2 separate regions of the Homo sapiens genome follow, and region 2 is linked to region 1. Evidence: read pairs that join two places in POLR2A ChIA-PET (ENCODE). Cell type or tissue: MCF 10A. All regions are shown on one strand.

What was found. ChIA-PET counts read pairs that join two places held together with the same protein. Peaks named below come from ENCODE experiments on the same cell type or tissue, not always from the same donor. Only the 100,000 strongest peaks of a DNase experiment are listed, where the experiment ranks them.
Region 2: POLR2A ChIA-PET joins it to region 1 with 5 read pairs; 1 of 35 experiments calls an interaction of 5 or more read pairs at or near these places.

Annotation. Positions count from the first base shown.
Region 1 is chr18:58,052,417-58,056,416 of GRCh38, forward strand. All of the region lies in intron 1 of NEDD4L (NEDD4 like E3 ubiquitin protein ligase), which reads left to right. Among named protein-coding and RNA genes, the nearest start is that of NEDD4L, 10 kb to the left of the region's middle. In MCF 10A, no CTCF peak of the experiment used is centred here; a DNase peak (open chromatin) is centred at 2,155.
Region 2 is chr18:56,708,008-56,712,007 of GRCh38, forward strand. All of the region lies in intron 12 of WDR7 (WD repeat domain 7), which reads left to right. Among named protein-coding and RNA genes, the nearest start is that of WDR7, 59 kb to the left of the region's middle. In MCF 10A, a CTCF peak has its summit at 1,681; a DNase peak (open chromatin) is centred at 1,604.

The DNA of each region.
Region 1 (4,000 bases):
TGGGGTAACTAGCTTAAATTTGACACTCCAGTCAACTTTTTGTCCCTGACTTCAGTCCTGCATTGATTCAAAACGCACCAAGTTAAATGTCAAGGCTCTCAGATTCCCTTGCTGTCATCAAATTCAGTGTTTGGTGACTTCTTGGCAGGCAGACATCTACCAAGAGATTTTGTATTCTTTTTATACCTCCTATTCACCAAAAGAAAAGGGCCATTCAAAAGTGAGTTTTTCTTTTTTTTTTTTTTTAAGTTTAAAAAGCTATGATGTGGCCACCCATGGTGGCTCATGCCTATAATCCTAGCACTTTGGGAGGCCAGGGCAGGCAGATCACTTCAGGCCAGGAGTTCAAGACCAGCCTGACCAACATGGCAAAACCCCGTTTCTACTAAAAATACAAAAATTAGCTGGGCGTCGTGGCGTGCCCCTGTAATCCCAGCTACTTGGGAGGCTGAAGCAGGAGAATCGCTTGAACCTGGGAGATGGAGGTTGTGGTGAGCTGAGATTGCAACTCTGCACTCCACCCTGGGTGACAGAGTGAGACTTTGTCTCAAAAAAAAGCTGTGATGTGAAACCTGTTCTGTGAAGGTGGAACTTGGAAAGGCTTGTAAGGATGGTGGTCCCATGAAGAGGATGAACAAACCAAGGGAACTGTCCTCTTGCTGGTTTGGGTGATGTCCCATCACCTGTCACTTTGTTTGTTTGGGCTGCAGTGGACCAATGGTTTCCCAGGCACACTGAAGTGACATGTAGATGGATTGCTTGAGTGGCTCCGGCATGTTTCCATCTCCTGTCTACCAGGCAGAGACCGTGTTCCCTGTTTTGAGGGGATCCAGAAGTGCAGTGACAAGGGCCTGATTTGCATCTCCAGCTCCTGGTCTTGCCTGTGTTAACAATTTTTTTTTTTTCTTTCCAGATGGAGTCTCACTCTGTCGCCCAGGCTGGAGTGCAGTGGTGCAATCTCGGCTCACTGCAAGCTCTGCCTCCCGGGTTCACGCCATTCGCCTGCCTCAGCCTCCCAAGTAGCTGGGACTACAGGTGCCCACCACCACGCCCGGCTAATTTTTTTGTATTTTTAGTAGAGACGGGGTTTCACCATGTTAGGCAGGATGGTCTCGAACTCCTGACCTTGTGATCCACCTGCCTCGGCCTCCCAAAGTGCTGGGATTACAGGCATGAGCCACCGTGCCCGGCCAACAATTTTTACATTCTAATTAATTTCCAGTTTCCAACCTGACTCAAGGTTTAGCTCTTCGTCTCTTGGGTGCAGTTTTGGATCATGTCTTATAATGTATATTTAAAAGTGTGTTGTAAAGCTGGAATTCCCATTGTGGGTAAATGCTGAGATTGTTGTAATACTGAGAAGTGCACTTGGGAACCATGGCCAACACTGCCCTAGCTGACCGGAGGTTGCACTGAGTTGTCCCCTTTGAACATCTGTTATGAATGAATGTTGGAAAATGCAAAGCCAATCATTTCTTTTACCTGACCTATGTGATGTTAAGTTTTAGTTTTATGTTTTGGCAAGTGAGTGTTGGATGTCACTAATGTGAGGAGGCCGGTGAGGGCAGACTTTGGGTCAGAGGTAATGTAGGAGATGAAGACCCTTTCTATTAATTTTTCTTGTTTAATTGAAGATGTTCGTGTTGAATGGGTTTTATTTACATGTATAAGTTCTTTTTTTCTTAATGCTGGAAGTTACTTTGGTTTTTCAGAAAATGCAAGTAACCCTAATCTATTTAGAGAATTACTTTGCTTAGTAAGCACTCAGTACTATTTAGTAATGGGGAAAAAATGTGTTTGTGTCCCACAGCGTGACAGGCTCCACAAACTTACTTACGAATCTCCTAACTACCCTGAGAACCTGAAGAATGGGACTTTGTGGAGAATCTTCTGCTTTCTTTGCTAGTCTCTATTTTTCCTTCTCAGTTATTAAGTGAGTTGTCTTTGGGTGTCCTCATCATGCTGACTTCATCTTGCCCAGTTTGTTTTGGGTAGAGGAAGGAGTGCAAGGTTTAAAGGAAAAGCAAAGCCTGTACAACATGGTGAGACCCCATGCCTGTGGTCCCAGCTACTTGAGAGGCCCAGGTGGAAAGATAATTTGAGCACCGGGGTTCAGGAATGCGCTGAGTAATGATTGCACCACCGCACTCGAGTCTGGGCAACAGAATGAGACCTCATTTCAAAAGAAAAAGAAAAAGCAAGACTGAATCATTTCACTTTGTATTCTCCTCCTTGCTCTCATTCCTTTTGTGCTTCATGCATTGTGTGTGACAATTGGATGCAGCCGTAATTATTGTCAGTAACTTGGTTTTTAAGCTTCAGACTGTATTTCCTCCTCACTTGTTAACACCAGAAGATAAATGAATGTGGCTCTTGGATTGAACTACATCTACAGGGAGCTGAACTTCCCATGTTGACGTTGAATTCTAGAGTATGCTTATGCTGATTCTTGAGAAATTGGTATGTGCCGTGCCTTTGGAATTGATACCTTAATTTTCAGTGAATATTATTGGTATTATTATTAAAGAGAACACTTTAAGCCAGGAGTAAGAGCTTTTCCTCCTTTTGAGAAGTGAGGTACAGAAGAGTATACTGCAGCTGTGGGAGTGATGGGTGGGGTGGGGCAGTGTTGAAGAATATTTAATACCACGAAGATGTCACCAGTATAATATTAAATAGAAAAAGTAGGTTATAAGACAGTGGATCCAGTAGAATCCTATTGTGGTTAAGTGTTTATATGTAGAGAAAATGACTAGGGGCTAGGCACAGTGGCTCACGCCTGTAATCTGAACCACTTTGGGAGATAGAGGTGGGAGGATCACTTGAACCCAGGAGTTCAAGACCAGCCTGGGCAACATAGTGAGACTCTGTCTCTATAAAACAAGAAAAAAGAAAAACTAACTAGGGATATATTCCAGCATGTTAGTGGAGGTTATCTTTGAGCAAAGGGGATTATAGGTAATTTTTTATTGTCTTGTGTTTTGCTTACATGTGTTTTCTATATTTCTACAATAAACCTTTTTTTCTTAATATAAAAGTAAGTTTAAAAGTGAGTTTAAAAATCCCTGAAAGGCATGTACTTCAAGCTTCAAGTGAAAGTTATAGTACTTGTTCAGCACAAATACTGATATAGTGTTTGTTCAGTGGAACACTTATTTAGGGTCTGCCTTGTGTTTTGTGTCTAAGGATTACCAGGTCATTTTCATATTAGGAGCTCACCACTACGTTGGGAGTTGGAGAGATAGAGCAAGGACTATTTTAAGGAAAAAATGACTGGTAAATTGTATTTCTTTTTCCCCACTTGCAGTTTGCAAAATAGATGTTTCATTTCTCTCCACTGTGGACACTTAAAGTTTGAATTTCCATCCTTCTGTGCACTCCAGTTGCGTGAAAGTAATTTACATTGCTAGTAGTGGTTTGGGTTCTCTGAAATTTTTTGTGTGTGCTATGGAAATTGTCTCCTGTGATCAGACTCAAATCCATTTCTCCTTATTATTGTTTTCTTAGGTTTTGAGTTAGAGACCTTTTCATGACCGTATAAGGTGTTGAATAGGTTTAGATATCAAAGTGATAGCTATGCATAGCTATACTCACCTGTGAGCGGTCAGCTCTTCAGTGTTTCTTTCAACTGACTTGTAATATCCAGCCACTGTTGGGTGTGACCTAAAGTGTATCTCTTCCCAAACAGAAGGGAGGAGTTGACAAACACCATGTTACTTTTAATCAGAGACTTGTCCTTGTCCCCCTTCCCCCAGCCTTTTAATAATTCTGAATTCATGTTGCAGTCGATATGTGTTTAAAGTGTTGGTAGGTTTCTTGTACTCACACCATCCTCCTCCACTCCTCTCACCCCCAAAAAGTGACAGCTGACAGTTGATGGCATCTTAGAATTGTGAGGCTTGAGTTGGTCTGTCTCAATTCGTGTTTTATGGTGGCCCATAAATTGTGAAAGATAATTGATAGTTGTCATGGGAACTAGTTATGTTGTTCAGCTATGATG
Region 2 (4,000 bases), 1.3 Mb before region 1:
TGTGTGAATTCAGTGTTTATTCCTTTTTTTTTTTTTTTTTTTCTGAGACAGAGTCTTGCTCTGTCATCCAGGCTGGAATACAGTGGCGCTATCTCTTCTCACTGCAACCTCCGCCTCCCAGGTTCAAGCGATTCTTGTGCCTCAGCCTCCTGAGTAGCTGGGATTACAAGGGCTCGCCAACACACTCAGTAAATTTTTGTATTTTTAGTAGAGATGGGGATTCACCATGTTGGCCAGGCTGGTCTCAAACTCCTGACCTCTAGTGATCTGCCCACATCGGCCTCCCAAAGTGCTGGGATTATGGGTATGAGCCATCATGCCTGGCCCAGTGTTTATTTCTTGTAATGATATAGGTATGATTTGCAGAAACAGGTAAGGCCAAGCAGACAGATTAAAAATCGCTTGGTCAGATGTGTGGTTGCCATTTAAGTTCTAAGTTGAGGAGTGAGAAAGTAGAAGGGCAGGACCAACAGAAAGCTTTTGGGAGTTGTAATACCAGGCAGTCTTTTTTCAGAAGGTCTAACTCCCTGAATGTGTGCAGCCCAAGGTTTGTGGGCATGGACAGATGACAGCGGACAGCTGAATGGTGTGTGGAGAGTGGAAAGGGGCAACACTTTGAGTTCCTTAACAAACTTTAGAATATAAGGTCAGGCGCGGTGGCTGACGCCTGTGATCCCAGCACTTTGGGAGGCCAAGACAGGTGGATCACCTGAGGTCAGGAGTTTGAGACCAGACTGGCCAGCATGGTGAAACCCCGTGTTTACTAAAAATACAAAAAAATTATCCAGGCATGGTGGCATGTGCCTGTAATCCCAGCTACTTGAGAGACTGAGGTAGGAGAATCACTTGAACCTGGGAGGCAGAGGTTGCAGTGAGCCGAGATCGTGCCACTGTACTCCAGCCTGTGCAACAGAACGAGACTCTGTCTCAAACAACAACAACAACAGCAACAACAACAAAACTTTATAATTTTAGAGCTTGCAGATTTAACCATCTCAGTCTCTAAAACCCATAAATATATAAGTGAAATTAAAGAAAGCATTTTAATATTTTAAAGGCATGAAGTGAAAAATAAAGTAAGTTCAGTAGAAAAACATAAGAAATATTCAGAGAACAGTGGAAGCTGGCCATTGAGGAGTTGTATTTTATTTATTTATAAATTGTTATAAAGCTTTATTAATGTAATTTATGGTAGCATGTGAGTGATACTGATGATTATGCAGATGAAACTATTCAGATTAAATTAAAGCAGAGGTATTAATATGAGAAGAAAGTATTGAAAAAGGGAAACTTATGTTCTTGAAGAATTATGAATGTTTTCACATTTTCTGGTAGATACCTAAACTTCAGCAACACTTAACCCCTTCAGAAAATAAATACAATTACATTCTAAAAGATAGAATCTATGGTATATAATTACATAATAATAATAATGATGGAGATAATATTATCATCTTTTGTATTCATGACATGTTAGTCACTGCATGAATTTATATTTCGTGTTATTCACACAGCAATTCTGTTAGGTATGTTACTGCTGTTAACCACATCACATAGAGAAAAGAGACTCAGAGAGGTTAAATGACTCATCCAAGTCAGACAGTTAGCAAATGGCAGAGCTCGAATTTGATCCTGAGTAGTCTGACTTCACAGGCTGAACTGATAAATGCTGCCCTCTAGCAGATTTAGTAGTCTATTTCAAAGTAAGTAGTTTTCTCCAATTTTTGTCATTTTTCATTATTGATTTGCATAATTTATCTTTTAGTTTTTCATCTTTGATTATTCAAGTTTGGAGTTTTTCAGTTTTAGTCCCCTTTTATTTTCTTTTACTTGTAATATGTTACTTGCTCTTTAAAAATGTGGTATAGTTTTCATTCCACCTTGATTAATGTATACCCACTGTTAACATTTTTGAAAGTAGAGATAACTAAGAAGGTAAAAGGTCACCTGTTATTCTTCTACAATTAAGAGAACCACAATTTATATATATATATAGTTGTTTTTTTTTTTTTTTGTGATGGAGTCTCGCTCTGTCACCCAGGCTGGAGTGCAGTGGCGCAATCTCGTCTCACTGCAAGGTCCACCTCTTGGGTTCATGCCATTCTCCTGCCTCAGCCTCCCGAGTAGCTGGGACTATAGGCGCCTGCCAGCATGCCTGGCTAATTTTTTGTATTTTTAGTAGACACGGGGTTTCACCGTGTTAGCCAGGATGGTCTTGATTTCCTGACCTTGTGATCCGCCTGCCTCAGCCTCCCAAAGTGCTGGGATTACAGGCGTGAGCCACCGTGCCTGGCCAATTAATATATTTTGATACACGTTCTTCTAGGCTTTTAAAATCCATTTTATTATATCCATGTGATTATACTGTAGATACAGTTTCCTGTGCATATTGCATCTTCATTTAATATTATGACAAATATTTTCCGACTTATTTTGCTTATTCATGAAAGTAATTTTCCATTACATTGTGTGAGCATACCATATTTACTTAGCAATTCTACCTTGGGTATTTAATTGTTCCCAGTATCTTCTACTGTAAATAATACAATATTGAATGTGTTTGTATGTAAATATTTTCTTTCATTTAGGATTATTTTCTTTGGATATAGTCTACTCAATGAAAGTATCAGAACCTCAGAAATTTGATATAATAGCTTATTAACATTTTTAAGGCTGCTGAATTATATTATGAAATTATTTTCTACTCTCAGCGCCCACTTCATTGCCGCTTGCCAGCACAAATGTTAGTTACTTATATGCTTCAGTTTCTACATCTTTAAAAATGGAAATAATAGTACCTACCTCGAAGGGTTGTTATGAGACTGTAATGAATTACTGCCAAGCAGTTGGAACATGCCTAGCAAAAAGTATCAACCCCCAAAATGTTAACTATTTGGCATTGTAATTTTTAGAATCTTTGTCCAAGTTGACAGGTAAAAATAGTATTTTAATGTTTGAATTTGCTTTTCTTTGATACCTAGAAATATTCAAATTTTTCTAAAAGGATTTTAGTTTTTTTTTTTAAAAGACATTTTTCTTTTTGTCCTTTGCTTTTTTTTTTCCTCTCCAAGGGTTATTAGTGTTTGAGCTCTTAACTAAAATATTAAGCTTATGTGGCTTCTGTTGTTGCTGGAATTTCTAATTTATTATTTACTGTTGAATTTTTTAACCTACACGTATTTTCAGTTTTTATGTAATCAAATTTATTTTTTTATTTGTAGTTTCTTCCACATTTTTTGAAGCTTGAAATCTTATCCCACCCAGAAATGTGATAAGACTTGATAAGAAACAATGGCTAAATTAAAAACAAACATAAAATAATATATCTGAAATGTATTTATGATTGTGGGGTGATGTAAGGATAAAAAATATCTGCTCCTCTCTAAGCTATCACAATGTTATTTATTAAATACATGTTTTTTCTTTGATAGTATTTTCTTAATCTTGTATTAAATCCTTCATATTTCTTTACCATTTTATTAATAAGGAAGCAGTTGAAGAATTATAGAGTTCTAATTAGCCCACTATTTCTTCAGTGTTTTTTTTTATACAGTGAATAAAGGAAGACATTAAAACTAGTCCTTAAAAGTTTTCTTGTTCACGTAATTATCCAATTAGTTTGTTAATCGGTGTTTTGGCTGGACCATATGGCCTTTTTTTCTAAAACATGTATTAAATAAACAGTCCTCTACTTTTTTTTTTAAATGAAGTTTGGATTTTTAAAGCTTTTTTTAAAGGTCTAGTTTTGTGAAAGTGTAGAAGTGAAATTAACATTTAATTTCATAGGCTGTTTTTTCCCCTTCAGGTAGAATATTTAACGTGATAAATGATGCATCTTAACTGCACATTTATGTTCCATAGCAAGAGTTCTGGGAAGTACAAGAGATAATGATTAAGAGAATAGTGGGATTGATTTATGAGCAAAAGAAACTGGTCATTTACAGCATGTCTAATGATGGGCATGTTTAAAAGGAAAGACAATAGAATGTTCATGTGTTTA